Regions from separate parts of the Mus musculus genome. Here all the other regions are linked to region 1. A link is a loop called in an ENCODE intact Hi-C map of the cell type or tissue named here. Cell type or tissue: heart. All regions are shown on one strand. Each heading gives the region's core, and the rest is flanking DNA. Links, peaks and the distances in the headings are about the cores only.

Region 1 (11,016 bases), core at 819-8,818:
CCCCACACTCTACCAGGTCCTTTATAGTGTACACAGTGACTTTAGGGCCAATTATGAAACTCTTGTCTCCCTCACACTCCCAATCTAAGATATGCCAGTACCCAAAAGATACAAAAACCTGAAAGGGAGAAACAGCAGTATCAAGTACAGCAGCCTGTCTCATTAAGGGATTTCACTGTAACTGAATGCTTATACAACTAAAGAAAACCTAGGTTAAAAGCAGAAACACTGTGGTAGATCAAAGTTGCAAACAACTAAGAGCCCTGAAAGGAACATCTTTAAATAGCTCTCTTGTCTCCTGTTTGGAGCATAAACTTCAGGTATTAAAAGTGTAATCCAAAATGTCCTTGTACAAGGACACTGTTTCTAGGTCTAGTGCATATTCCTATACCATTTAAATTCTGTCCTTTGAGAACAGGTCTGAGTTCATCTCTTCTTCAGAACCACTGGTGAACCTCCCAATCTAAAGTAGTCTTTCTAGTACCAGGCTTTAGTCTCTGTTTAGGTTATCAATAACTATGGAATAATTCTAAAGTTCTGGTATATTCCCCCATAATACCCCATACATACTTTTAGTTATGTCATTAAAAATTAGCAGTGAAATAGGGTACTCTGAAATTCAAAACACTACAGAATAATAATCACTTTCTATTAAATTCACCAAAAAACACTCACTTTACATTAAATACATTGCAAACCTATGAGTTTGAAATTCATTGACCCAGTCATAAAAGTTTTCTGGGACTTACTATCAGACATTAGAAATCATTTATCACACACGGACACACACACACAGAGACACACACACACAGAGACACACACACACACACACACACAGGTATCCTAAAAGCAAAATGGCATGTCAAAAAAATCAAAACCACTACCACAAAAAAAAAAGTCAGTAACTAATACACTTCAACAACATCAAATGACAACAAAAAACTGGAAGCTAGAAGACACAAAAAAGATATTTAGCTCATAAATGTGTGTGTGTGTGTGTGTGTTAAAGAAACACAAAGGGCTAGTATTTTAGTGAGCGTTCAATTCTGTTATATCCATTAATATCCATTAATAATAAAGCGTAGAAGGAAGCTAAGGAAAACTCAGTACCTGTTAATTATACGTGGTTTTCACTGATACATCTAAAACTTTTCCTAAGGAGTATTTGTTATTAAAACACATCTGTCTAGTTCTTTCAACAACTTCTTAATTAGTAAGAGAAAAGAATTCAAGCTTCTCAAAAGTTTACACACTAAGAAACAATGTTCAAAATATGCACACCAGACTCCTCATTCTTTGTCTTTGTTGTTGTTGTTTTGAGACAGATTTTCTCTACTTAGGTCCTGGCTGTCCAGGAACTCACCCTGTAAAACCGGGTAGAGCATGGGGAGTTTGGAAGGGATAGGAGAGGGGGATGTCTTGAATTCACAAAGATCCTCCTGCCTCTGCCTACCTTCTGAATGCTGGGATTAATGCATGTGCCACGATAAAAGCTGAGCTTTCTCACCTACTCTCCTGCTCTCTTCTGAAGGGAAATACAGTTCTGCTCCTAACTGAAAAACGACTGCATTCAATTCTCTATAAGCATTGTAGAAAATCAACAAGTATAATACAAGTTGGTATAGTTGTACCAAAGTTCCTATGTCAGTTTCTTCCTTCCTGGATCTCCATAAAAAATCCAACGAAGAAAAGACACATCCTTTCATTATACTGAGAGTTTAATTTCAAGTGACTGAGAAATAGTATTTCACAACTGGAAGAAAACTAATACAATAACCAAGAAAAATGTGATAATATTAAAAAGGCACACATTTCCCAAACAGTAATGAACAGCATTTTTTTTCAACAATTGTTAAGGCACATTTTAAAACAAATTATATAACACTGCCAAAATAAACTAATAAGAAATCCTGTAATGCTATAAACTCTAGCAATAAAGTGAGATAAGATATGGTTTAACTGCTGATAACTTTTTATCGCTGTAATAAACTATGATCCTCAGAAGAACTTTCTCCTCATATAACATAATAGCTACGACTCACCTTTTTTCTAATATTACTATACAGCAATCACTGACCCAAGATTCAGGACAGTATGGATTATGAGCAAATGCATGCTTAGTATGTAACATATTACATCACCCCAAATAACTGTTCAATACTAATATAAAAACAGAAGACATTACAGGAAAAATTATAATCTATCTGCTAGTTACATTAAATAGTCAACCTATAGTCTCTTAAAGACTAAATCTTTAAAGATACAACCTTAGGCATACTTACCATCATAAGGGCAATTAACTACAACTCATCCTATTCCTGAGCAACCCCCCTTCCCTTATAATATAAAGGATAAAATGTTCTTTTCTGACAAAGTCACTTCCCAACACATTTTAGTCACTAAATGCTCTTGTGTGTACTGACATCCCCATCTGCTGGAACATAAGTTCCTTACTGTTAAAGATTCTTAACGACAAAAAGGTTGCAGTAAAGATTTTCCAAATACAGCTTCAAAGCTTCATTTCTACCAAGGAGGTTTGTCTACGTGTAAATAACTTTCACAGGCACTAGTCTGTTCCTTTCCTTCAGGATAAGATCTAAAGCATTGGTCTAAAGAGGAAACTTTCTCCTTTTAAAATACAATGTGGATCATATTTCCATCATACACACAGATACACACAGACACACACAGATATACACACACAGACACACACACACACACTTCTCATTTTAAAAGATTTGTTCTCCTAATCTCTGCTGGGTTTAAGGTAAAAGCTACTTAAAAAGGTACAATAAAAGAGCTTACACAGTAAATATTAATATCAAAAAGTAGATAGATTTAGTACTAAAGGAAAACACTGCACATAAAATCAAAACACACTAGAAATGAGAATCACTACACATAAATTTATAATGTGTAAAAATGAGAAAGACCATTTAAATATATTTAGAAGTTTGCAGATTATTTTGATTTTGAGAATATCTCCTTTATACTATAGAAAGAATCAAGTAAGTAATAATATCACCATCAAGAATGATATTTGGGGGCTGTAGTAATGCTCAGTGGTTAAGAGTACTGGCTGCTCTTCCAGGGGACACAGATGTGATTCCTATCACTCATATGGTGACTCAAAACTGTAACTCTATTCCAAGAAGTCTAACACACTCTTCTAGCCTTCATGGGCATCAGGTACACGCGCAGACATACATGCAAGCAAGATAAACATAAAATATAACTTTAAAAATATTACTTTGGGGCTGGAGAGATGGCTCAGCGGTTAAGAGCACCGACTGCTCTTCCAGAGGTCCTGAGTTCAATTCCCAGCAACGACATGGTGGCTCACAACCATCTGTAATGGGATCTGATGCCCTCTTCTGGTTTGTCTGACAGCTATAGTGTACTCATATAAATAAAATAAATAAATCTTTTTTAAAAAATTACTTTGGTGTAGAAAAAGAATGATAAAATTGTGATAAAACTAAACTAAAAGTGCAGACACAAACTGATTAAAATAAATAGTACCTACCAGCACCCACAGGAAATAGACTGAAAAATGATCTCACATCAACAATAATGAATACTTTGTACCTATATATAGTCTGTAACACCATTCAAAATGGAAAAGAACTTTAGTGAAAACGCTAGTTTTACATATGGAGCAGAAAACACACATAGTTGAGGAATATACTGTCCCAAAAAGCAAGAAACATTCCAATAGACAAAGGAGCCAATCTGATTATCCCTGACCACAACTTATCTATGAAATCCACGCACTTAATAATGATGAGTATAAAAGGTCGCCATTTGAGTGGCTAACAACTCTGGCTACATAATGAGAAATCTACATAGCTTTCCCAATAGGATTTTATTTCAAATAATACCTACTCTGTTGTTCAAAGTTTAACTTTTCAAACTACCAAGATATTGGATGGAAGTATTAGAATGAGAAAAGCATCATGGTAGATGTTCTCATGAAATGAATTCAGGCAGATTAGCAGCTGTTAACCAAGCATAAAGGGTTCATACGCAAACCTAAGGCTGATTTAGGTTCTGATCAAAACATAAATAAAACCTTCGTTTTACAGAAGGGAACCACCCAGACTCATGCCTCTGTATTCTAATCTAGTTAACAATCTGAGTCTCACTAACAGTGAAACTGACTACTGTCTCTACTGACACAATAAAACTTAAAAGAACACACCACCACCTCTGATATAATCCAAACATGCTATACTTCAATCTGCCTTGCCTTTTAAATCTAACTTCCTAAACCTGGTGAGATGGCAGCACTCATATAATTCCTACATTTGAGAGCAGGAGGATCATTACAAATTTGAGGCCACTCAACACTAAACACACAGTAAGTTCAAAGATAGTCTGATATACAAAGCCAAGACCCAGTCTTAAGCATACAAAACAAATACAAAATTATAAATAAGTATATAAATATAATTTCCAGCATACTAAGGATACAAAGAATAAGGAAGCCGGGTGTGGTGGCACAGGCCTTTAATCTCAGCTCTTGGGAGGCAGAGACAGGCGGATTTTTGAGTTCAAGGCCAGCCTGGTCTACAAAGTGAGTTCCAGGACAGCCAGGGCTACACAGAGAAACCCTGTCTGGGAAAAAAACAAAACAAAAAACAAACAAACAAAAAAAGAATAAGGAACAATTTCCCAACAAAGAAGTTCAAGTTGAGGCATTGGGGGGGGGGGGGGTGTTCGAGACAGGGTTGAGACACTACACCCAGCTGAGGCTTTTTTTTTTTTTTTTTTTTTTTTTAGTTTAAAAATTTTTTTTTTTAATTTTTATGTAATAAAAAGTAAAAGTCCTTGAGGCATCTGTCAGTCTCTCACACAGGACACTAAAGTTAATGGAGAAGAACAGGGAGCCCAAGTCTGAGATTATAAATATGAGAAAATAAAAGATCTTCTGTCCCTGGGGTGGGGAGGTAGATGAGAGGATGGGAGAACAAGACTGGGTGAGACCCAGCTGGGACAGAGCAGGAACCTCCCCCACCCCTGCTGGACCCCAGCCTGGCCCTCTTGAAGGACCCTTCCCATTCAAGGTGCTTGGCAAGAATTCCCCAACTCCCCCAGCTGGTCCCAGCTGCTGGAGGGAAGAGACATAGATCACTTCCCTCCACTCAAGGTCGTCTCAGGTCCTGGTCAGGACAACCTTCAGTTCCCCAGGGAGTGGAAGGGGAGCTGCTGGGAGGGATGAGATTGAACTGGTTGGAGGGGAAAGCAAGAAAACAGGAGCATTAGAACCGGAGCAGCTGTCCCTGTCAATGCATCCACGGGGTGAGGGGTGTGGGAAGGAGCAGCCTCCTAGAGGAGTCTCAGGGGGCTGTCAGAAGCACAGGTCAATTACTGTTTCCCAGTAGGCCAGAGCCTTACTCAGGGGCCCAGCTCAGCCCCGCCCCACCCCCAGGTTGAGGCATTTTTTTTTAAAGATGTTTTCAAATTTTAAAAGTTTTTAAAATTATAACAAGGTTCAACTATTTGATTTGGACACTGCAGGAATAAAGAACACTCCAGATGCAACTACAGAAATCTGAGTTGTGACTCTTGTTAATGTGGTGTCACTAACAAAATATATTAATTTTGAAAGATACAAACTTTAAAGATGAAATATCAATGTATCTCTATTGTATTTTAACCAATACTGAAAATACAGCTAAGCAGAAGTAACACAGATCAGCTATAGCAATGCTCAGAAAATCTTCACTATGTTTGCTAACAAAGATTTGATTTAACACAAGACATCATTTTGAAAAACATCTCACCAAGCCAAGCTAGTTAAATTCTAAGAGTCAACAAAAGCAAGAATTTCTTCATTCTTTTCAACTTTCATCCAAAAAAATCAAAAAGTACAATTTTTGTTAGGCAGTGGTGGTGCAATGCACGCCTTTACTCCCAACACTCCAGAGACAAATACAAATGGATCTCTTGAGTTTCAGGACAGCCAGGCCTACACAGAGAAACCCTGTCTCCCCTCCCCCAACCCCACCCCATTAAAAAAAAAAAAAAAAAAAAAAAAAAAAACCACAACCCAAAACAACAATAAAATTCAATCCTCTCTTAAGTGACCAAAATTGGGCTGAAAACTATACACACATGCACATGCACATACAAACATGCACAGTCACACTTTTTGGTCATAATAAAACACAAAGGATGCATTGGTCTAAACAGAAAACTATCTTTTAAGTTTGCAGAAGAGAGCTTATTTACTATGAAGCCTTGTGGGGAAAGGAATTGTAATAAGTCAACCATACAGAAATGCTTAACTTTTTATTATCCTGTTTCTATACATGACTATATGCAATGTGTTTTTATTAGCTTATTATGCACAAGAAATTCACTATGACACACCCAAAACAAAAAGTCCAAAACTTCAGCAAAGCACTAAGAATCTCTGGAATAAACTGCAACTATCAAGTCCAGTATTTAGAATCACCACAACCCAGTCCTGATTCTGCCTACTCTCTCATCTTCACTTATTGTTTACACTGTTACTCTCCAAGCACTTGCCATTTCAACTAACCAACTAATCAATATACACATTCTAAGATGGCATCACCATCGCCAGTTCTCGTCCTTTTGTTTGGTTTCTTCAGGGTCTTCTTAGACAGTCCTGACTAGCCTAGAACTTGCTATGTACATCAGGCTGACTTTAAACTCAGGCATGTGCTGCTGTGTGGCATCTTTTGACTACCTTTCTGACACTGCCATCCTTTCTTTCTCCTAGAACGTACCTTCCCACTCATTTCATTCCAGACTACCAAGACCAGGTTACATTACTCAAGAAGATCTACTTGATACTTTAGCTCTGTGACCTGTAAACTACAGTTAAGGATTCTCACGAACATAAAGCTAACGGATAAAGCACCTTTCTCTGCCTTTCAGGTTTCTCTACCAGATTACTCCTACCAGAAGAAACTTAAAAATACTGGTAGAAAAAGACTTCTCATATGAGCAGTCTTTTTTTGTATCTTATATCCTCAGAATACATGGATTTTGCTTGGAAAGGGAGTTAATTCCATTTGTAAGAATAAAACAAATGACACAGCATTTGCCTAGCACGTGTAAGGCTCTAGGTTCAATTCTTAGCATACAATTCTAAGTAATAAAATTACTTTGCACAGCTAACAAAGAACTGAGATTTCAAAGTTTCTTTTAATAAAATTACAAATGAACAGTCACTCATCCTCCATAAACTGATATAGGGAATAGGATGTAGTAACTGAATGCAGCACACCTACTCCTCAGCTCACAATCGGCTGTCTTTAGAGCAGAGATTCTCAACCTGTGGGTCGTGACCCCACCAGAGATAGGAACACCCTTTCACAAGAATCACTTATCTGATAACACACATATCAGATATCTACATTACAATTCATAACAGTACAAAAATTACAGTTATAAAGCAGCACCAAAATAATTTTATAATAGTTGGAGGTCACAACATGAATGTATTAAAGGGTCACAGCAGCTGCTTTATATAGTGTCATTCTCCAGTTACCTCCCTGATTTAAAAACAACAACAAGAATAGAGCTATTGCCCCATGCAGATCTAAAAGTGAAGCAAACTTATGTTCCTGGCTTGAATAACTTAAAAGTATTAAGCCTCTACATTAAGTCTTCTAATGAGAAATACTGCTTCCTCTGAGTGGTTACTAAAAATAACAGTAATAAAAATAGCCACAGTGGTAAATGAACACTGAATTCATTTGTTACGGGGGCTCTATTCTTTGCTTACAGAAAAGTTCAAGTAAATTTAAATCCTCCAAACACACCTTTGGTTTCTTACTTTTAGAATCATAACTGTCAAAAAATCTTATTTTTAGCTATTTTAGGAATAATATATATTCTAGCTCCAAGAAACTGATCAGCATTTGTTAAAGTCCAACATAGCACAGAATTGGCAAAATTACTTCCATTTTCGTTCTGTTCACAACTGGAAGCTCTAACAGTTTTTTCAGTGTGTGGAAATATGTTGTAAATCTCTTCTTCTCAGTCCTTACATGAATGGCACATCATAAAACAGATCAGCATACAGAATAAAGAAAGAACCCTGCACCACCTTTGCAACAACCAAACTTGTGATAAGAGCAAGTCCCCACCCTCTCCAGACTGCTATGTCTACATTTTTCTGATCTCTGGTCCTAGCAGTTCTGAATATGATCACTTGATTTGCACTAATTTTCCCTCTACCAAGACTCAACCAAGAAATGTCTTTCTTGGAGTTATTTCTATATTCTCTTCCACACCATCTATGAGGAAATTTTGAAACTGGATAAAGAATATGACATTGAAGTTTATACAACATTTCAAATTTTTTAAATCCTTATTTTTTTAACTTTTTCTTGTTTTATGTGTGTATGAGCATTTTTTTCTGCACATATGATATACTGTACACTGTGTGAATGTATGTGCCTAGTGCTCAAAGAGGCTAGGAGAGGATGTCAGATGCCCCTGGTCTGGAGTTAGAGATGGTTGTGAGCTGTCGGGTGGGTGCTGGGAATTGAATCCAGGTCCTCTAGAAGAGTAGCCAGTTCTCAACTGCTGAGCCATCTCTCCAGCCCCCAAAAGTCTGTATTATTTTTCCTAAGTATGCTCTTAAGACTTTAACAGATGTATGCTTGATTTTGTCCTATGTATTTCAAATCATAAAACTAGCTCCCAATAACTTGCTACTGACCAAATTGACCGTGCCCTGACTTTGTAATGATTTGGTTTTGTACTAAATCCAGAACAAGGCTTAAAAACATAGTCAACCCTGGGCCCAGCAGATTATTGTCACTACCTCCACAAACTGCTTCCTGTCTTTCCTCTAAGTTCACCAGCTAGCTCCATTAGGCTGGCCAGCACTCACTTGGTGTCTTCCTTTACAGATCCACAAGCACTCTCAAGCATTCCTTCTTGTACCATGCCCACAACAAAGGACCACTTTGTAGAGTTAGCTGCCTTTTCATTTTTTTTTTTTTCTGGCAGTCTATTCTTTGAACAGGATCTAAAACAACCTGAATTTGACAAATTCTGCTCATAAAAATGACAGTAATGATACAAAGCCTATATATTGACTTTAAAAGCAAATGGCTAAAAAAAATTACCTACATTAATTCCATAATGCCAAAGCTTGCAAAAACTAATATAAGCATTGACATGTTTCTGACTATGGATGGACATTTGGGCATAAGGAATGTCAGAAACAACCCTACAAAAGCAAAGGAATTTTATATTTCTAATTCCTACCCATATCAATGGTAATAAAGTAAAATAAATATTAAACACCTACAGAACAAGTACTACAAACAGTAATATTACAAGGGGAGAGGGGAATTTTTAAAGGAAAGAAAATGCATTTACCTTTGTTCTGTAAGTGCCCAAAGCTTTCACTGATTATTACAAAACTGCTTTATGTATTTAAAGTATTAGTGTTTTATTCCACCTTCGTATTGTGATTAAAAGCATTTTAAGAAAAAACTAGAAATCAAAAGGAATATAAGTGATTTAAAATTTAAACATCAAAGTGTCTGTTACAAGTTCTGAATTGTACACATGGAGTGAATCACTTCTAGCTAGGCATACCGAAACAAATCAGATCTAAGTTCCAATTGTGATAACTACATAAGACATAGCACCAGACAGAAAATGGTTTGTATTTATTAACTTTCTTCCTAATAGAGCCACATGAAAATGACAAACTATAGTAACTTATTGTTTATGTTCATTTTGTTTTTAATATTAAATGAAAATGATACTGGAAGAAATCATTCCTTGGACATCAAGTAAGCGGTCTATGTGCTCCAAGATTTAAAAAGCTCAATTTTTTTAAGAGGTATATACATTTCCTAAAAGAAATCATTGCAGGGGGTGGGGGGAGGGAAATCTTGCATTTAAAATCCCTACTGTATTGCCTTAATGTCAACTAAAGAACGGAGAAAAAAATCGTCAAGTCATCCATGTAAAGAAACCAGCACACGGTTCTAATCATGACCTCCTAACATGGATCCGTTTCATCCATCCCTCAGCCTTAAAATAGATTCTGAGCTATCCCCACAACAGTTGACATACTAGGAGCACAAAGTTGCTCAGTGCGCTATTTTCTGAGTTATCAACAAACAAAACCTAATAACGTCACAGCACATTCCATTTCAGACAGAAAGGGAGAATTTTTGCTTACAACAGCATCAAACAAACGGAATTTCTCAAATAAATCAAAATGCAGGTCCTATGTTTATATAAAGCTGTCCATATAATCAAATGGTTTAATTAATTCTTAGTACCAAAAACAAAAGAAAAGCAAAAAACTATCCATCTAAATACAGCAGCTGAAAAAGGTGCTTCTTTACCCTGCTTTATCAAGGGTCTCAGCAGCGCAGGGTTATACTTGTCAGATTTTGTCACAGGACTCTGCTTCCCTTTTGGATACTAAAAATCACTTGATCTGATGGAACACTTGTTAGACACCAGCTTCAGGACAGAGATGGGGCCATGATTAACAGAGATACACAATGTTCAAACCACCTAAAAAGCCAAATGCTGATCTGAGACAGCTCTGAAGGTCCCTATCATCAAACACACCCACTCTCACGCAAATGAGAATTTTTATTTTACCGTTCTCATACTCATCTCAGAAAAGGCAATGATAGCAAATATACTAGGAAATGTGACGCTCTAAGCCCTATTTCTACTATAAACTTAATTGTGCTATTGTTTAACAGTACAACCTTAACTATAAAACATGATGAAGCTTACCACCTCCAACTCTAGAGCAGTGTGGTGTAAATGCAGAATAAACTCGCAAACGATTGTTTCCATTAGACCCACACAGAGCTGTGCTATCTCCTGAGGAGCATAGTGGAGAGAACTGGTGAAAAATAGCAGCTTATTACAAAAGCAATGGATTGCAAAAGCAATGTCCTAGTTCCTAAACAAATTAACTACCCCATCTTACATAAAATATGCTTGACACAATAACTACTATCAATAATGACTTGCTTTTTAGAC
Region 2 (11,016 bases), core at 2,094-10,093, 76 kb before region 1:
CCTGATTCTAGTTGTTCTTGCCCTAAGTAGAACACACATCTAAAAGTGAAGTGGTATAAAAGATAACTGAATCAGAAATGAATTAAATATAATTTTAAAAGTTGAAAGGAGGGGAGGGGAGGGGAGGGGAGGGGAGGGGAGCAACCAGTCTATGTCAATTTCTGTAAGTCCTTTTCTGTCCTGTCACATGTGCTTAAGCAGCACACAGCAGAGGGCCTCATACACAGCACAGTCTTATGCCAATTGGATTCTAAGGACCTCTACTGAAACTCTGAGATCTGGTGGGGGAGGACTCCTCTATGGACCTTTACTTTACACTCAAGTACACCTTTAAAAATGTACCCACCATTGATTCAAGTTTCACCCATGGGTCAACTAAAATATTAGGAATACAAGATGCTACTCAGACATGCCAACATGCAACTAAACACCATGCAATAAAGATTAACAAAAACATTTTACTTTAAAAATATTTTACTTTGTCACTTATCAACTAAATAATTATTCTTTTTCTAATATAACTGTGTCCCCCTAATAATGTATTTTGAAAGATGCAACAATATTTTCAGGTATCCAGATTATTATTACTATACTATTTCACTATTTTCGTAATGAAACAGCAACCTAGTTACTTACAGTAGGCTCCCATAATACTTTATCTATTTTATGAATCAATTATACAGCCTTGAAAATTTAAATACTTCAGCTTTGAGTGTTTAATCTAAAAAACAGATAAAAAGACCACACAGAAACTGATTATTATGGTCAGTGTCCTGAGGACAAATGGTATTGTACACACTATGATGGTCCCCACTTTGGACACTTATTCAAAATTACGCTAACATATAATTCTTTGGAGACTCAGGAGAGAGTTGAAGTGTATTCTGAGAACATGTACATGAAACCTGAATAATACCACTTATTGAAGCCTGAAAACCACATTTGAATCCAAAATGTTTGTTTTTTTTTTTAAATTTTATTCTACCCTTTGTGTCTCCTAGGTGTAAAAATACATTATTTACTATTTACATATAGTATGAACTTAAAATATTACCTTATTGTTTATAAAAACAAATTATTCTTCCAACAACGCTCTGCAGTGCTGAATACAGAACAAAATCATGACCAGAACTGTCACACTCTTCCCCAGAGATGCCAAACTCTTTCCTTACATGTGCTTGTCATGCATTTGTGGGGTTAATGGGGTGGGGGGGGGGGGTGGGGGGGTCACAAGCCCTAATAAACTGGCCTCATGTGAGCAGGGATCAATTCACTCTCATCAAGAACTTATAAAGCCATAAGCCTCTACAAAAATCTCATCTATAGAAGGACTGGCTTCTTTTTTCTAAATCTGTAATTTATGAGTTTATTCAAACCCATCAAATTACTATAAGTAACCGCCTCAAACATTTGAAAATTCCCATTGCAACTCATTTAGTTTGGCAGACAGGCAGACCCAATCCAATGCTTTTATCCCACAGCTAAGCATCACAATGGTAATTCTGCTCTGACACTCTGAAGAGACTGCTAATTACAACACTGAGTCCCATTCAGATGAAAATGGCAGCGAGCACAGAAACACCCTCTTCACAAGTGCTCACTCTCTCTCTCTTCTCTCCTCTCCTCTCTCTCTCTCTCTCTTGCTCTTATCATGAACTGCATGCATTTTGGTTAGATGTTTAAACATCTTTTAATTTCTTTTTCTCACCAAAACAAACAAAGCCAAAATGCCACATACTTCAGTCACTAGGACTTGTTCATATACTTCAGTTACTAGTACTTGTCCAAGAGCAGCAACTGACTGACAATCTGGCTTTAAAATGTCTTGAAGAAACTATTTCAGTATCCAGATGCCTCTTACTATCATCATTACTTTCATATTATTTTCAGATTATAATTAAAACAATTTACCATGAGTCAAATCCATAGAACATTAAGCAAAGAAGAACTCCTGAGAAATAGGAAAATATATATTATAAAATATTATTTTCTCTTTATTTTTTTCTCAATTTCAATGACAGTGATAACTGGTTTTTCTAAAAAGAAAATTAAAATGATTTTGTTATGATAAATATATTTCCAAATTTCAAAATATTCCTTGATTAATCAGCACACTTAAAATTTCAAATTTCTCAGCTGGAAAAATTGCAGTAATATATTAAAACCAAATATTTAATTCATATTAACTTAGATCCCTATGGATGCTAATGCTTCTAAAAAAATCAAATATATATTAAAAACTCATTCATATTTAAGTTCAAAATACCCTTGAGTAAATATGAAAACAGGAGGATTCTATCACAAAGCCATACAGCCCCAAAACACTGTATGAACTGTCTGAGCGTAATGACATCTATGTATGTAGAGAGTCTCTTAAGATTTAAGTGTAAAGCTGGGCGGTGGTGGCGCACGCCTTTAATCCCAGCACTTAGGAGGCAGAGGCAGGTGGATTTCTGAGTTCGAGGCTAGCCTAGTCTACAAAGTGAGTTCCAGGACAGCCAGGGCTATACAGAGAAACCCTGTCTCAAAAAAAACAAACAAACAAACAAAAGAGATTGAAGTGTAAATTCCTGTTTCTTGGTACCATGAATTTCTCCAGTCAGAAGTTAGTACTTTTCAGTTCAGCTTTCCAGTTTAGTCCTGGCATAACACATGGAAACTGTTTTCCTTTAGAAAAAGATTAGGAGATGAAGGCCCTTAGTTCCACTTTCTTCTTAGTCTTCATATCAGCAACAAAAATATCCTGTTTCCCTCATCTGGAATTTTTTGAATCCCTTCTGAAATAATGATGTATAAAAATGCCTACTGTTCCCCCCACACATTTTCTTTTCTAAAAATTGCATTAGCGTTAGCATGGTGCATAATGGGTTTCACTGAGACATTTTCACATTTTGTGGACCAGGAAGAGAATTACTGCATAGATTCATTTTACATATAGTGCCTCCCATTATCATCAACTGAATCTGCTACTGGCTTCTCCAATGCTGCAGTTGAGGTAACCAATCCTTTTAACACAGGAAAGAGGAAGGGGGACACATCTCACACTTTCACACAGCTAAAGTAACCACTTTTACAACACCCATCAAAGGCAGGTAAGTCACACTGCTTGGTACTATCTATAGAAAACTGAATACAATAATTGGTGTTTGGGGGCGGGAGGGAATAAAGGTCAGGATTACAAGAGGAAAGCTGCTACCATGCAGAACAATAAACACTAATGCCAACCCCTGTTCAGACAGGTTTTGTCAGCTAGAGATACATGCATGCATGTGTGCATCAAGTCCATCTGTCCTTTGAGGGCCACAGAGGAGAATATTTACAACCAATGAAAAGACTGATACATTCACAACCACTTTTATCTAAATGAGACTTAAAAGCCAAAGACCCAATTACTGCAGAATATACATCCATAATATATATATATATATACTTAAGTAAATATGAGATGTTCATTAAAATAGACAATATCACTGGGCTATCATGAGGGTTAGGGATAACAATTCAGAGGTAAGTCCCTGCCAGACATACTTGTGAGGCATAGAGCCCTAGATTTACCTAACAAATTAAATAGGTAAATAATGTAAAAAGTATAGTAATCATATTTTAAAAGACAAAACCACATAGAATATATTCATCAAGAACTACACTAAATTAAAAACAACCAATGTGATACAAAGAAAAGTTCTAAATACTACAAAAGAAATTAGAAAATACTTTGAAATGAATAGTAATATGTACCATAACCATATTTCTACCTATTAAAGAAAGGTATCAGATCACTAGCCTTGCTTTAAAATGTCCAAGTTCAAATAAAGTAGAAGAAAAGCAAAGCAGAGGTAATGAAACAGTAACAGAAAAGTTAACAAAAATCAGAATGTAAAATTTAGAAGACTAATGAATTTGATCAAGAAAAATGAAATCACAAATTGACATCATGACAAAAACGAGCACTATTATAGATCTTACAGCCTTATGGGGATAAAAAATTTATAAATGAACTTTACGATAAATATTTTGACCAGTAGGATATTAGAAACACAAGAGAAATTCTGAATATCAATTCAGAATTATTTGTATTTAAGAGCCTTTATGCTAATACAAGAACAGGAGAGGCACATAACAAAAAGAAAGAAGTATTTGTTTGATATGACTCAAACTAAAAGTAAAATAAACTTTGAGAAACCCAGTAAGAGACAAGAAGCTGGGTTAACTTAAAGGCATAACCCAAACCAACTAATTTAGTAGGTACATGAAATACCAAGAACTGAAAACAGGTCACGATTCTATGCCACAAAAGTAAAAGATCAACCAGCCAACCAAAAAAAAAAAAAAAAAAAAAAAAAAACAAACAAAGCTAGAAATTTGTAATGTATGACAGCATTAATGTAGCAAAAGTAAAAGAAAACCCTGAATACAGAATTGGGAGATAGCCTAATTTGGTTTCTGTTGTGATAAGACGCAGACTAAAACAAACTTGAGAAGGAAAGCTACTTGGATAGCACTTTACAGTCCAGCACTAGGGAAGCCAATGCAGGACCACCAGGCAGGAACTCAAACAGTGACCGTGGAGGAATGCTGCTTACCGGCATGCTCAGGTACATATCTAGTATTACCACATGCTTACAACAATTATAACTAGAAAATATCCCCCAGACATGCCCACAGTTTAATCTGATGAAGGTGATTTCTCAACTGAGTTTCTTCTCAGATGATTTTAATTTGTGTCAAGGTAACAAAAAATAACAAATACATGAGATAACCTATACATGAGATAATATACAACCTTTCTGTGATATAAAATAAAAAAAAACCAATTTGAAAGGTCTAACATGGAAGTGAATAATTGTAGTTGACTTGTAAATAGAGGGGTGCTATGCTAAGACTTGAAGAACTTTGCCCCCCCCCCCAAATTTGGTAACAGACCAATTTATTTTTAAAGGGGTCAAGTTTTCTAGTTCTAAGAACATAGTTCAACATTGATATTAAGGGCCTTATGAAATTTGTGTGATCTAATTACTAATATAAACAATTTGTAGAAAATCAAAGTTACAAATAATCATTTTGCCCAGACCCTAACTGGCCAGCAAATACAAATTCCTTGGACATTTTGCAAAAGTTATAATTATTTTTAAAGTCCACTTAGGAAAAGGAAAAACATCATGAAAACTAGTTTGCCAATTATCGTATATCCCAATAATTCTAAGTAATACTAATACTCTCCTATAATGTACCGCCCTAACACAAGGCATTATTTCTCCCTATATAAGCTCTGTTTAATGTATCTTCACACAGTAATATCTGCTATGGCAACCTAGTGCCTTGAAATTGTTTTTCAAAGCTTATTATAGATAACTCAATAATAGAGTATCCACCTTCCTATCATCACAGGTCTAGACTTTGAGAGGACAAAAATCCTCCCCCCATTTACAAGAAACATTAGAAAACTTAAAGGAACCTACCCTAATATTTTTAAAATGTCAAAGAAGACTGTACTATACAGCAAAGACTTTCAAACCAAACAGCTCATTTCCTCTTCCACTTTCAGAAGAGAGAGTGCGGTGCAGTTTGAGTTTTACTTGAGTAAAATGATAAAACTGAATGATTTTCTTTGATATTTGACATTTTAAAAATATATCAACTTTACTAGCTTACTAGGGAGGACTACTAGGAAGGAGTGAAAATGACAAGTGAGGATACTCTTCCAACCCAAGGAAATCTTACGGAGGCCCAGCATGATGGTTTCAGATCTTAGTATTAGAACTCAGGGTGGCAGACTGAAACAGGAGGAGCCTGAGCTCAGGCTGGGTCACACAGGGAAGCCTGGCCTCCTAACCCCATCTGTGTCTACCCTCAAAACGAAAGCAGAATTATCAACAGTTTCTTTTCTTTCTTTTCTCTCTCTCTCTGTCTCTCTCTCTCTCTCTCTCTTGTTGTTGTTGTTGTTGTTGTTATTATTTTTCAAGACAGGGTTTCTCCATGTAGGCCAGGATGGCCTCGAACTCAGAAATCTGTCTGCCTCTGCCTCCCAAGCGCTGGGATTAAAGGTGTGCGTGCTACCACGGCCCACATCAACAGTAGTTTCTATTGAGGATAAGTCTCTAATGACTTCTGAGTATATTTGTAGTAGATACTTAGACAATAAATACGGCCTTGATCAATAAAATACTATATATAATGAAAAAAAGCTACTCATGCCTACTTAATGCATGGTCTATTAGTAAATTAGAAAACAAAAGGATTAAAGTACTCTAGCAAACAAAAGTGAAACAAAAACATTATTTCCTACAAAACAAGTCTTCTAAATATCTGATTCTAAAGATGTGTGGCCATTGCAAAACTTTTATTAATTATGAAGTTAGATTTTAATACTGAGCTATTTTTCGGGGGGGGGGGGGGTTGGCATATTGTTTGTTGTATGCTTACTGGCAAAAGGAATGAAATCGACTTAAGGTTGTTTTAAAACCCAAATTTAAGCCCAGCATCATTAATCAGATAGACCTTCAATCCTAGTACTCTGGAGACAGAGGCAAAATCTTTTGAGCTTCTAGGAACAGGTGAGTCTTCATAGCCAGAGCTACACTGTAAAAACCTGTCTCAAATCAAAACAAAAACAAACAAGGTAAAACCAAAACCCACTTTTGGGTTTTAGATATTGCTCCAGAAGGTAGGGAAGTATTTGCTGAGCATGCATGAGGACGCCAAGTTTCTACCCTGCAAATGCAGATAAAACTGGGTATAATGGCACATGTCTGTATTCCCTGTGTTCCTATGGGGAGACAAGAGTAAGAAACAGAAGAGCTCCTGGACCTTCATATTCCAAGAAATACCATATACTCAGCAGAAACAACAAACCCTACTCAAACAAGGTTAAAGGAGTACACCAATACCTAAGAGGCTGCCCTCTCACCTCCTTACCTGCACCCCCAATTCAAACACATGAACACTCCCTGCACACACATAACAACATACAACAACTTTTCAAATTTAGAATACATACATACATACACACACACACAAAACCAAATGTGACTTACTAAAATATTACATTTAACATTTTAAAAATAGACAGGTTAGAACTGTATAACAAGTAAGGATATAACGTTTGTCAGATTTATGAGCCTTAAAACCCAGCAGAGATAAAACTACAAACATGATACTTAATTCCATTTAATTATAAAGCTCAGATCTAGCAATGCTGACAGTGTTCCACGCCTCACCTCACACCCCCTAGATTCAGCTTTCTCCACAAAAAAAGGGCACAGAATTGTCCTTTTATCTTTCTAGAAAAGACTGATGCCAAGTGTAAGAACAAAACAAGACAATTTTGGGCTTTAGCTGTAAATTTAATCTTTAAATGATATCATAAGCAAACTAACAGTCCCTTGCAATGAGATGAGACCAGAGACTGCAGTATATCTCCTCAAAACATAGAAAGAGAAAAAAGAGGGAGGGGGGGGAGGGGAGGGGAGGGGAGGGAAAGAAGAAAGAAGAAAGAAGAAAGAAGAGAAGAAAGAAGAAAGAAGAAAGAAGAAAGAAGAAAGAAGAAAGAAGAAAGAAGAAAGAAAGAAGAAAGAAGAAAGAAGAAAGAAGAAAGAAGAAAGAAGGAAGAAGAAAGAAGAAAGAAGAAAGAAGGGAAGAGAAGAGAAGAGAAGAGAAGAGAAGAGAAGAGAAGAGAAGAGAAGAGAAGAGAAGAGAAGAGAAGAGAAGAAATTGATGCATTAGCTTGTAATTCTCAGTATCTGAGATTGCCAGCTCCAGGCCAAGCATGGCTAGAAAACAAAACAAAGCAAAATTATTCCTATTTTCCTACAGAACTTGGCCATGGATTTAAACCCTGGGAAACACCCAGGTTTGAGACCATTAGGCAATAGGCATTTTCTGCTACATTAGTATAAACTTCCTAGAAGGTAACTTAGGAGTAATTTTAATCCAGTTTTTTGATGATATGCACTTCCAATCCTTTGGCTCTAAATGTTTGTGATATAACAACTCCATGTTCTCATCAAATTCCCATTTATTATTGCCATGTGGAAAAACTCATCATCTGGTTTCTCAATTTTCACATTTCCAAATCCAGTTTCTTTGTTTCTAACAATGTAAATAAAAGGCATCAATTGCTTTAAGGAATCACATATCATACTATATCAAGTCTAATCAAAATTCCTGTCAACTAATTTCACCTTCAAAATAAACCCTTCATCAAACACCTCCAACATCCTTTACTCTTGTCCAAACAATTTTTGTGTATCTAGCCATGACCTATTCTGAATAAGCACTTGAACTGAATGCTAAGTAGCATCTGAGCTTCCACTACTGCCCTCAAAGCCCACTAGCTAAGCACCCAGAAGAATCCATTGAAACAGGCATCAAATCATGCCATTCCTGTCAATCTCTCCCAACAACCTACTTCAGAATACAGACACAATGCCTTAACCTATTTCCCAATTACCTCACACATATCTCCAGCTCATTCAACTTTGTTGGGCACCATGGTATTTTTCAAACAGGACACAGGACCACTTCAGTTCTCAGTAACTGAGAAAACTCCTAAGATATGCAAATAGTTGTACTACACATTTCAGTTAGGTATTTCTCAAAATCATCTCTTCAAAAGCATTTTGTAATCATTAACTAAAGCAGCATTTCCCTAACCCATGGTTCTCTATCCCTTTTATTGTGCCTTAGAGATATACAAAAGTAAGTAAACACTCAATGCAGTATTGTTATAAATCTATGCCTAAAAACATGTCACTAGGGGAAACCACGAATAACACTATTAATGACTCTTTCACAACATAGAAAACTGTAGTTGTATAATGTCACACTAGAAAAAAATATTCTAGCTTCTAAAATATGCACTTAGAAAGTAAACAAGTAGCATTAACATCAGATTTGAAGTATAAGTCATCTAATTCTAGTTAAATTTCTGAATTTTCTTTTCAACAAATACAGCTAATACAAATAAATGCTGTTTTAGTTCTCCCTCACATGATGAAGTTTAAAACAGTTGGTTTCACAGACCCAGAATGTAGGATAGTGAATACAGAGACAGAAGATTGGGGGGGGGGGGGGGGGCAGTTTTAAGAGGTACACAATTAGAGTTAGATAAGAGGAATAAACTCTAGTGCTTCCTAACAACAAAATGGCTACATTTAAGAATTTATTGTTTATAAACAGCTAGAAGATTTCCAACACAAAAGAACTGAAAACAATCTAAAGTGAAAAAAAGGGAAAGTCAGGGAGAATAAGAGAGGAATAAGAGGAGAAACAGCTAAAACTCAGGGTCACTTGAGGAATAGTATGGAAAGAAACCTACTATAGTAGAAGTAGTCACAAAATATATACATATATGAAAGAAATATAAATGGAGTCACTAAATAACAGGGAGACCAAGTCCAAGTAGACATCTCTCATCATCAAATGAGACATCCAATCTTTGAAATGCATTACATCTAAAGTTCTTGTTAAAGGAGCTCTATAGAACCCCAACAGCCAGAATATATTACTGAAGCTACTTACTGTTTGCTCTTCACAAACTGACAGTAATATCCTATTGCTGGAGGCAATATTTAAATAACTCATTCAACAAGAAGGTAGGTTAGTGCCTACCTAGAGCCTTCACTCCTACTGACTGGTGTTCATGGTAGTAGAAGGACTCTGCATACTGTATACAAGAGGAGACAGGTTCACACCAATCCAAGTATGATCTATTTGTTCTATAATGGTGGCCTAGTAGATACACAAGTGCAATAGTGATACAAACATTATGGGAGTAACTACCACTATCTGACTGGAATTAAGGCCCACTTCATGAGATGGAACACCCACATGGCCAGGAACCTGAGACAAGAAATCCAAATACTACTGTTCTGATAAAAGAACACAACAATAAAGTGACTTTCAATGACATTCAGCTATACTCATAGATAAGTGTCTTGCCCAGCCAATATCAAGAAGCAATCGAAGGGAACAAATATAGAGACATACAATTGGACAATATACAGATAAGAGCCCTTGCTTGGGAGACTCAGTACTAAAAGGAGTGTCTCCGTCTAATCTCTTATTTCTGTGCTCAGGGAACTTTGCAGAAGTGGAGGGGGAAATATTCTAAAATGTGCCATAGCTCTCATGTGAAATTCAGAGGACAGCTTCCAGAAATTGGTTCTCCCACCACTGTTGAACCTGAGACCAAACTCAAGTCAGGCTCATCAATCAACAAGAAATTCTATAAATGAAAAAGTGGGTACTCCAAAATCTTATCTCACCACTAGTTATTCCCCCACTAAATTAAAGAAACTGGCTAAAATTTTCTAGAACTCACTAATAATCTCCTAAATCAATGTTCTTCTTCTATAGTACCTTTTAGAATAAAAGTAAATTACAAAAGCAATGACTAGAAAAATAAAATGGGTAAATAGTAAACTATTAGACCATTTTCATTTTGCTACATTAGTTAAACACATGTGTTGTTAGATACACAGCACTGTAATACTTTCCTGTCTATGAAACTGCAACTAAATACCCACAAGTCCCCTTTGCACTGCTTTTCAAGACCACACAGTTACTAAGGAAAGGAAAGAGGATAAGATTGAACAAACAGTGCATATTTACAAACAATCTACATGTCCATGTTCCTTAAGTATCTATTGACAGAATTTGTATCAAATTCTTTCTTTGCAAGAAACCAATTTTGTCAAATGAATGGGGAAATGTTTCTAATGTATGAGGTCACTTAGAAAGTGGACTATGGCCTGGCAGTGGTGGCACACACCTTTAATCCCAGCACTTGGCAGAGGCAGGTGGATTTCGGAGTTCAAGGCCAGACTGGTCTACAGAGTGAGTTCTAGGACAGCCAGAGCTACAGAGAAACCTTGTCTCGAAAAACAAAACAAACAAACAAACAAAAAAAAAAAAAGAAAGAAAAAAGAAAGTGGACTATGAGGACAATAAAGATCAGATTGCTAGGATATAAACAACAGTAGATCCCAAAGACATTCATGGAAGCAACAAAATGGC
Region 3 (11,016 bases), core at 1,369-9,368, 91 kb before region 1:
TAAATCTTAGGACAAAGTAATAGAAGATTTAATAAATTAAAATGTAAAGGGGAGGGGTGAAAACCCAAACCAAAAACAAAACCACAAAACCAAACCAACCTTAAATCAATCAATTATTAAATTTAGAAAGGGAAAAAGAAAAGAAAATGGTGTGCAGGTAGACAGTTACATTTTTCCATCAGGTCTGGTGTTGCAAACTTTTTGGACACCCAGCACATTGCTTATAAACAAGAACTGCAGAACTAAACTAACCTCGGTCTGCGGTCACAATCCTTTGGTAAGGATGGACACGCATATCGTGCCTTCGAACTTTAGTAGCCACCGCACCTAGTTAAATTGCAATTACCAAGACAAAGTTAGAAAACATACATAAGGGAAACATTGACAGCAGGTTTATCAAAATGGATCTCAAAGGTTCACTTACTACAAAAGCTTAAGAAACATGTTAAGGCACAGTAGTTTTAAAATCAACTGTAGTATGTCATGTATCTATCAATATTGCATTCATTTCAAACAGGTTGGCCTTCTACCTACTTCACCTCTTCATTGACAGTCCCCAAGTCACAGTATCTCACGAGCTCTATTAGAACCAGACGTGTCTGAGCTTTACTAGTCACATATTCACTGAAGTGCCTTTCTTGCAGCAGGACTACTTAAATAATGCCACATTTAATACTGACAATTATTTTGCTAACCTTAACTTTCAGAGTTTATCACTTAAAAAAGGTTTAAAAAGCAACTCTTAATTAAAGCCTACAGATTGTGGATTTAAACTTTTGAGTCAATAAGTATGAACTGCAATGAATTAGGTGATTAGTAAAGCAAACAGTACAGTACACTTAGCAGTCAGTTTACTTCTATACACTCCTTTATAAATTACTGTTGCTTTGCAGTATTACAGACTAATCCAAATTAATAGTATCATTTTACTTTATATCTATGTGCAAAAAGTGCAAGTAAGTCACTGACTGCTAGGCTAAGGTTTTTCCCGGAGGCTGCTGAGACTAAGCATTTGTTAAATTCAGATCTGATGAGGGTTCGGTTAAGACCGTTCTTGAATTCTTAGCCTTTCGTTGGGAAAGCCATACCTAAAGATAAAAGGAAGGGAATTAAACATTAGTCATCAATGAAGATTTGATGCTAATACCAATCTCCTCACTACCACCAACACATATGTCTGCATCTGTTTTGAAAGGCACTGCTTATTTTAAAATAATGTGAAACTTGATACATAACATGCATGTTATCTGTGTGCAAATTTACTGTAACTTGGGAATTTAAAGTAATTTCCTCAGTTCTCCAAAGGACTAATATCATTGTTTTACTGCTTAGGTGGCAAAGCAAGAAATAATGATGATGATGATGATAATAATAATAATAATAATAATGATGATAATGATAATAATTTCTAACTTGGTACTTATTGAGAACCTTGACGATGTTAATTTGGTATCTGCATATTTTGTTAATAGTGTTGGTTTCAATCAATTCTTTATATATATAAATGTCCTAACCAAACCAAACGACATGTTACTTTATAATGGAGAAATTTTACAGCAGTGCCTCTTGCTGTCTCTAAGCAGTAAACTGGTTGAAAACCTATTTTTCATTTTAGATAAGCAGACTGCATAGTAATTCTATTTGGCAAAACTAGGCACTAACAGTCAGGAGCAGCAGCTGGAAGCTGAGAGCCCTAACTCCTCAGGAACAAGAGCTTCTGTGAGTGCGGCAGAGAGGAGTTCTGGGGAAGGAGCATGCACGGGGGCCACAGGACAGAGAATTAATAGAAAGGAAAACTTAAATAAGGTTATATATAGGTTACATGTTATTTTTTTTTTAAAATGCTTCAAGTAATGTGCAATAGAATACAGCCTCTTACTAACACTTCTGTTGTATAATTCTGACTTATAATTATTTTATACAATGACTTAAGACAGAAAACATGTACAATAAAATGTTTATAAACAAAGGCACCTAAGTGCATGCACACACACAGATAACATACAGAGCGCTGCGGCTTTCTTTAAATGAACAATGAATTTTCAAGTTTAAATCTTAATGTCCAAGTTCACTAAAGACTTTCAAAATTAATATTAAGTGGAGGATGGGGGAGGGAACCTTTAAAAGATCAAAGTCCTAGGAGTCAACAGCAGGCACACAGCACCAAGGTCATACACAAAAAAGTTTCAAATTCTGTCTGGTAAAACAGTGGGGTTGCACAGAAACAGTTTTTTTTTTTGTTTGTTTTGTTTTGTTTTTTGTTTTTTCCACATTGACTGGTCGTGTTATAACAGCTGCTGTATTCTAGTCCTTCATCCAGCAAGTCAATGGGCTGAAATATCAGGCATGACTGGCATTTCAATCCACTCTATAAAAAAAAGGCATCAGTAATGTCTTTTTCAAGAATATTGCTTTTTCATCATGTAAACGCATGAAGTTATATGACTTCAATTTCTGCCTCCAACATGATTAAACTTACTAAATTGGTATGTGGTCATCTAGTCCACAGTAGTATGGAAATTATAAAATATTGTTCATGTTATTCAGGACTTTAAAAGATATAAGCTGAAAACCCTTAAAACTGAAACTATTAACTACATCTTTTAAGTGATCATAAATACTTAAACACATACACAAATAACAGAATTTTAATAAAAATCTCACTATATTGATAGAAATTTAAAATTCACCAAGCAATCTCTGATACAAAATAAACCTAATTTTGGGTAGTGAAGCTCTGCCTATTAGGATAAAGGGGAAAGAATGGTTTAAATAAAACTCAAGAACAAGTTTAGTCACCTAAGAAATCTCACTGAGACTATACGTGGCAAGTTTACCCAGAATGATTCTGAGATACTAAAGTGACCCAAATTAAGGTGTAATTACTTAATGGGAGAACTTTAGTGAGGAACTCAAATAAAACCATATTTAGTTTTCAACTTTTGCTAATCAAAACTTATACTGTCGCTCTGAAATCGATAACTATCCTTCCAAAGTCTGGAGTACCAAAATTTAGGAATGCATTAATCACATAGTACAGGAATCATACTTACCTAACACACCACTGGGTTCAATAGGGTACTCAAGGATTGATGTAGCTGGTGCCAATGTGTAGGGGTATTCATAGGGTGTGTAGATTAACCCAGCTTCAGGCCCTGGAGGGACTATTGCAGCAGTTGGGTGAGGAGTTCCGTTTGGCATGACAGCGGTCTGTATTTGTCTGATCAAAGGCATTATGGTAGGGCCAGCTGGCGTAGGTGTACGCAGAGCAGCTGGTGGGAGGACAGGCGCAGGCCCAGTGATGATCCTTGGAGCAGCCTGGGCAGTTGCTGCAAGAGAAAAGGCAAGGGCTGCTACAGTAAGCAAAGAAATTTAGAAAGAAGTATAGGGATAGCAGTAATAAAACATGAGGAAATGAGAGGGAAGTAGGAAAAAGAAAGGAAAAAGCAGGAAAGAAGAAAAATAAAAGGAAATCATTAGTACATGCACTGACCACACAGAAATGCCAAAGCAAACCAACCAAGTGCAATAAATAAGCTTCCCCCCCAACATGATTCACAAAATGCAAAAATAAAACCACTGTAAAAAATGAGCATGACCATTTAACGTTACACTTTTCATATCTTTGATGATATATCCACTTACAACATCTTGTGAGACGAAAGAGCATCCAAAAAAAAAAAAAAAAAAAAACACAAACCACCGCAAGAAAACATTCCAATTAAAAGATGCAACAAAATATCTACTAAGCTGAGTCCATAGACATAGTTTTTGGTATATTTCTAAAGCACAATGTTGGCTTCAAGTTTAAATAAAACTCCCTGGGTAAGTCAGATAAGTAAACACTAAATGTACATGTTCCCAGCATGCTAGGAATTATTCCATGAGTAAAAGAATACAGAAACAGTCCTATTGCTAAATTCATGACTATAAAGGGTAAATCAAAGCCAACCATTTATAAAGTAAGTACTGCTAAACTTTTGGCAATTTTGATTATGAGTTTAAAATTCAATTTTGTGTGTGGCTGTGTGTGCATGTGTGTGCGTGTAGGCTCTTGTTCACATAAATGACATGTAAACCTTAGCTCATCTCAAACTATACAATTTACAAACAAAACAAAACCAGCAACTATTCTATCACACAGCTTATAAAGTTATGCCACAATTCAGGGCGAGCGTAGTCTGCAAACAGCTGCCACTCAGTAATCTTTGTGAACTTGCATAGGAACATAGCAAACATGCAAGCAAGGGGAGAGGAAAGACTTGAGTAGCAGGGCCATTTCACTTAGACACTTCGCTTCAAATAAAAAAAGCTTTCAAAGTTTGTCTTTTGCATAATGTCACAAACAAAAAATTTAAGGTCTTAACTTGATAGTTAATGCTGCAGGACATTTCTTGAAACCCACCACCCCCTTCACCAGAAGAGAAAAATTACAACCCCAAACTTTATATACTGATATAAAATTGAGCAGACCACTGCTAAACAGAAGCATTAAATAAAATGGTCCTCTTTGTAAATTTTATCATTACTTCAACTCTAATTGGTTTTAGGCTGTGGTACCAACAAACAAACACCAGGAGCTGTAATCCTGCCCTAGGCTCATTCTTACGTGATTTAATGTTGGCGTCTCTGTAGGTGCCATTCAGAATTGCAAGCTCCATCAGCTGCATCTTCTTCAGGCTGTCTTCACCTTCAGCCTGCACATGGGAAATGAGTGGTAAGTATTTGAGACTGTATACATATAACTAAAAAGTGCATATACCATGTGACTTTGAACTACAAAAGTCAACTAGCAATCATCGCTGAATTTCTAAACTTTTATTCCTGATTTCTTATGCTACTGTTCTTGGTTTTTCCCTCAATCTAACTACAAGGGCTATTATATCTTTGGCCCTCTATCTTTAGGGTCACTGTATAATTTACTATCAACATAGGCAATATTTACAACTGAAAGGGGCACTAAGACTAACTAGAATACATAAACATAAACCAAGATGGCCACAGCTTGGTTTCACCCTCTTCCACTAACTAACACACTACTCTTAATAATTCATTCATTCACTATACTACTCAAACTATTGAATTCAGCTGACAGCAGTGTCTGTCATTTAGTACATACACAATCTAAACACACAATCTAGATCCAAGGGCCAGATAAACTTCCCTAAACACATCGTCTACCTTAATGCTTTGTAATACTCTCATGTCTTAAACTCTACACTGATTTCTTACTATATAAACAAAGATTTAAACCCTCTTTGAACTACCACACCAAGGTGAGCCAATTAACTTGCTCTTTCACACATATCTTGTAAAGCAATAGACCAGACTAACTCCATTAATGTCTTAGTGTATCTTCCCACTTGCCTATTAAATGTTCTTTACATGTTCCTATATGCTTCTCTTTCCAAGCCCTACTTACTCACAGCACCTTTACTTAAAAAAAAAAAAAGTTGACTTCCCCAGGACCCACCCTCCATTCTATAATTTCAGCCATGAACTGTTGAATGTCACCACTCCCAAAGTAGGATCTATTAGACTAGTCTCAACTTGTTATTTATCACATCTAATACTCATGCATGGATCCAATAATAATAATAATAATAATAATAATAATAATAATAATAACAACAATAATAACAATAATAACAATAATGATAATAATATTTTGAGACAGGCCTCCAAAAGCCCTGTCTTAATGTTCAAGCCCTGGCTGGTCTTGAACTCACAGAGATCCTCCTACATGCATCCCATGTGCTGGAATTAAAGATACACACCACTAAACCTTACCAGAAATTATTTATTTGTTTATTTTTAAATGACTGGCATGGAAATCAAATTTACTTCCTAAGCACAAATTTTTAACTAAAGCAAAATAAAGTGGTATAGAAGTACCAGTAAGTTTGTCCTTTAAAGATTATAGAATTAAGTGCCCTGCACTTTAATACATCACTTAGTCTACTTGACATTTGAAACATAGGACACATGCAAGTTTCTCCCTCAGTCTTCTATTTCTATTACAACTGTAATGACACAAAGATTTTTAGACTAGAGATTGGTATACTCTAATTTGTACAAAATGGAATTGCTGAGTGGGTATTTACTAAACCACAGAGAATTAAAGAAAAATGTAAGTGAAACCATTACGAAAACATTTGATGTAGTACTGAAAACTTTTAAAGTCGTCGTTGCAATAAATAATGAAGATACCTGTTAATTATTATTCCTTGACCGTCATCAATTTATATAAAAATAAATGAAACAAATATGACTTATTTGGTTAGATATAAAACAAACAAGCTACTATTAGAAAGGAAGTTGACATTATTATTAAAGTTCCTAAATTTGTTCATTAAAAATATTAATACTACAAGTTAAAATTTATCAACAGTTGCTTTGAATTTAATCTATGAAATATAAAAATTTTAAAAAAGAAAATAAAAAGCAATAGGCATACTTTCAGCCAGTGAAGAAAGATGTTGCTCAAATTTGAGAATATCAGTGAGTCAGGGACAAATTTACCTCCATCAAAAAATCTAAAAAGAAAGAAACTGCAAAGAGACGATGCACTTGGGAAAACATTTGAATTAGACTGTTTATTATTATTAAGAAGTGATTATGTCAACTGTGGGGATGACAGCCAAGAGAAAGATGGTAGAAGAAATCCTTGTGTTCCTATCAACATATGTACACAAGGCCATGTCATATTTAGGATCCAGAACACTAAGCCTGGGCAGAGATCACTGCAGTGGGTTAGTGGAAAACCCTAAGCCAGAAGGCACAGAATTATGTGGCAGAATTAGAATCTAAAACCAAACTGTCATATTCCAAAATAAGCTTTATTACTTTTATGACCCTACCACCTACTATTAAACTCTACATCCAAAGAGAGCTAGAGTGGGTTTTATTGCCTCCCAAGACAATAAAGTTGTAACAGAATTATTTTCATGTCAAAGTGGTTGTTTCGACTTTACTGCCCCATTTTTTACAGAAATTTAGCATATTTACTTGCTAAAAAGTTTTATCCTGTGATGTTAAAGGCTCGCATCTAGTTCTTCTGTAAAACTTCTCAGAAATGGTCAGACATAACACCCTCAAGTTATAGACCTTGTAGATATTTTACAATATATTTTATCAAACCAGCATTATTTATGTCAGGTGTAATAATTATTTTGGGAGGGATGGATAACAAAGAAATCTGCTCTTAAGAACTTCAATCAGGTCATTAAAGTGTATTTTACAGTTTATGCTATATTCTCCATCTCCTTAATGTTTTACTTTTAATTTACCCTACCTTTAATATCATTTTTAAAAACAAGACATAATTTACAGGCAATGACATGTCAAAATTTAAAGTGACACATTTGGCCAGTTTTGATGAACATACACGTAGACATGGCATTTTCAACAGCAAAACCTCCTTGTAAAGTTTAAGCACCAGCATTAGTGTGACTTCTCTTAAACCACAGTTCAGTTTCTCAGTTCTAGAAGTTGGAAGAATGGTAATTTCAGTAAAGCTCAAATGTTCTCAGTGTACTGTTTATGATACTGATCCATGCTGTCTGTGGCAGCAGAATGCTTAAATGGCCAAGTAGTAGTTTGTTGTTTATTCATTCTGTAGACTTTTGCTTGCTTCTAGTCTAAGAAACACTCTGAAAATTCTCACAGGCTTTTGTTGTGAACAAGTATCGAAATGTGATATTGTAAAGTCATAGGACAAATGAGTTCCATAAGCAAATACAAAGATTATCAGAACACTACAAACAGCATAATCATATATATATATATATATATATATATATATATATATATATATATATATATATATATATATATATATATAAACATATATACTACATAGAATAAACAGTTACAAACACAATTTTCTGAACTTTTTGGAATTGTGGATGACAGATTGGTATGTGTATATAAATATATAAATATATATATTAAATGTATGCATATATTTAAATGTATGCATATGCTACAATGAGATGTAAGCATGTCGTGAGGTTTGGCAACAAGCTATGTCAAAGTAATAACAGGTCAAATACCATGGGCCTAAAAGGGTTTTACTATTGTAAAGTATGAAAGTGTAAATGCTATTCACTTTATTAGAATGAGACATAAAATCTTCATCATCAAAGCGCCATGCTTCATAATAAAGCATGATACTGACACACATTATCACCAAGACTCAGATAAATTAACTTCTCTACAAAGTCATGATGCAGAACAGGCTCCTAAGCAGGATGCCTGAGACAGAGCCCTCAGGCTTTAACCATTACAGCCGTACAGTGCTATTACCACATTCAGCACTCCTACAATACCTTTATGTGAGAATTATCTTCTGAATCCATCAAAGGCTTCAAATTTAAAAAAAAAAAATGAGGAAAATCATGTTTACTTATTAGTACTTTAGGTGATTTAAAACAGAACTGGAAACTGGTCAGATGGCTCAGGAGGTGAGAATACTTGCTGCCAAGTCCGGCGTCCTGAGCTCCATCCTAGGATCTACATGGTAGATGGAGACAGTTCTCTTGCAGCCTCACTTCCAATGTTTTCTTCAACCAAAACTCAAGTTCAAAGCCCTGAGAATTGACTACAGTGGGGTTCTTTTCAGCCTCAAAACTGAACAGGCTCATGCTTAGAAGCACCATGAGATGCTATCATCTTTCAATGGCCTTCAAATTGTACTTTTACAGAATGCAGACTCGTCTGATGACACTCACAGAAATCTATGCTGTTTTGTTAAGAAAAGATCGATTATACACAGACACATGCTGCCTTTTCAGTTTTACTTTTTCATAACCAGTAAATATTTCCCAAACAACTCTCCCCCAAATTCCCTTTCCTGTGTTTATGTGAGAGAGTAGAAGTTGGGGAAGGGAGTCTGGGGGGAGGAAACACTGACTGTCTCATATAAAAAGCTAGGAATTTTTATGAGACTGGAGGAAGTAAAAGACAATGAAATGAGTAAAGGAAAAGGGGTGGCATTTTATTAGAAATCTCATTTTCATTCTTTTTCATTTTTAAATTAAAACATAATTATAAAATTCCTACCACACCTCAATCTCAAACTCATGGTCTCTTTTTAAGTTATAAGCAATTTTAATAACAGAACTTTCCCTTGTTCTGCTATGTCCAACTAACTCCCTTAAGCTCCAGAGGCTAAACAGCAACACATCAGAGGCTTCAATACCAATGTTGCATAGAACTTTCTCAGAGTCTAAGATCTAATCATAGTAAAACCTAGTAAAACCTCTTACGTTTCATCTTCTAGCGCTGGGGTTATACCTGCTTCTAAATCTATATTATAGTATGCCTGTCTTCTTTCTTTCCAGTTTACAGGAGTTCTTTGGCTAACTCCTTTCTAAGTTCTCTGTTGAATTAGTACCTACTATGGTTCACATTTTCTTGACTGACACAGAAGGTAAGTAGTTTACCAACACCACTCCACAGGACCTGAACTTCCCAGACTGTTTTTGTGACCATGTTTACATCTTCTTTTCTTACATCACCAATCTCATTCTGTGAATTTAAGGTTACATGAAATTTGACAGTCACGCTCAATTATTTGTTGTAGGTCATTTAAACTTTCCTTGATTTCAAAACCTTCATGTCTCCTGAGAAGCTTTCACAGACAGAAGTCTGTCCAAAAGAGGGTTAATTGTATGTGCTAAGCTCATCCAAAGATTGACAATAAAACTAAGAATCCATACCAATTGCTTCCTCTTCCCTTCCCATGGCTCCTTTACAGGTCTTCTAGTTTAGTTGTTTAGAAATGATGAACAAGCACCTACTAGAATGAAGCTTCTTTCTGTGCTAAATCTAACACTAAAGGACCCTCACAAACTGAGCACCAGAAAAGCTTCATCCTTCTGACTGAAGAAGCCTCCTACAGAATGCAGAGTGTCATCATTTCAACCAGGTTATAGAACCTTGCTTATCTTTGCCGAAAGTCCTCAACTCAATTCAAGCATAGGTTAAATTGCTATTTCATTAACAAATTCATGAGTCAAAAGTCCTAGGCATGTTAAGAAAAAAGCTTCACCTACTATTTTCTAGTCCCTCTGACTTTCTCCTTAAATGTAACACCTGTCTTAGTGGCCACAATTTATCAGCAAGTTATGGTAGAAAGCATGAAGTACACTTATCTAACCAGAAGAATTTTAAACATTCAAACCCACATGTAAATAATGCTCCATCTATTAGTGTGTTCAACATGCAGCCTACTGCTCACATCACTGAGGACAGTTGTGAATGCGGCTTAGCACAAACAGTAAAGTTACTTAAAACATCACACAACTTCTGAGGGAAGGCTTGAACAATTTTGTATCTTGACTGCATTATCAGGCAAGGCTAGGTTTTGTGTACTGCTGTTTTGGTCCAAGACTGTTGAAACTTTCCTTGGTCAGGAAAATCATTCAATTAAATATTTCGCATGCAAAGAGTCTTAGATGTTTATAGCTTATGAAGAACTAAGCATTTATTATTTAATTTAATCTTAATAACTTGTGAAGCACTCAGCACCATTATTAGCTCTGCCACTGACTGTACTGTTTTACAGTGAAACTAGAAGAAAAAAATGTATCATTGTCTTAATGAAGCATTTACTTTCCTTAGTAACAAAAGCTATAGTTAAGTCACAATTGAAGAATGAGGCAAATTTAGGATGAAAATAACACATCCCTGTAGGAAAGTAAAACATTTTATTTTTGAAATCCAAATTGTCCCATCATCCTCATCCTCCTCATCCTCCTCCTCATCCTCATCATCAGTACTAGTACTAGGAGGAGGAAGAAGAAAAGGAGGGAAAGGAGGAAGGGGAAGTTGGCTATTTTTGCTTTTTGTTGAGACAGTCTTTAGACTGACCTCAAACTCAGAGAGATCTCCCTGTCTCTGCTTCTCAAGTAATAGTAATAGATTAAACATATGCACCACGTTTGTCTATTCCTCAAGTTCTTAAGTGTAAAATTACTTAGCACTGTAAATAATCTATCTTGATGCAACCAT

The links. A loop is a pair of places that touch in the nucleus more often than their neighbours do. Peaks named below come from ENCODE experiments on the same cell type or tissue, not always from the same donor. Only the 100,000 strongest peaks of a DNase experiment are listed, where the experiment ranks them.
Region 2: a loop joins it to region 1, with 2.4 times the contacts of the local background. A loop is called at or near these places in 8 of 42 quality-filtered maps.
Region 3: it touches region 1 in a loop (2.5-fold over the local background); 9 of 42 quality-filtered maps call a loop at or near these places.

Annotation. Positions count from the first base shown.
Region 1 is chr17:10,304,195-10,315,210 of GRCm38, forward strand. All of the region lies in intron 1 of Qk (quaking), which reads right to left. Among named protein-coding and RNA genes, the nearest start is that of Qk, 9.7 kb to the right of the region's middle. In heart, for the core only: CTCF peaks have their summits at 2,461 and 3,415 (motif pointing left); a DNase peak (open chromatin) is centred at 5,167; H3K4me3 peaks cover 4,422 bases; H3K27ac peaks cover 2,898 bases.
Region 2 is chr17:10,226,804-10,237,819 of GRCm38, forward strand. All of the region lies in intron 4 of Qk (quaking), which reads right to left. Among named protein-coding and RNA genes, the nearest start is that of Gm34972, 86 kb to the left of the region's middle. In heart, for the core only: no CTCF peak of the experiment used is centred there; no DNase peak of the experiment used is centred there.
Region 3 is chr17:10,213,107-10,224,122 of GRCm38, forward strand. It overlaps Qk (quaking), which reads right to left. Exons shown (of 8, transcript NM_001159517.1): 5 at 4,610-4,697; 6 at 3,054-3,353; 7 at 253-327. Among named protein-coding and RNA genes, the nearest start is that of Gm34972, 72 kb to the left of the region's middle. In heart, for the core only: a CTCF peak has its summit at 4,584; no DNase peak of the experiment used is centred there.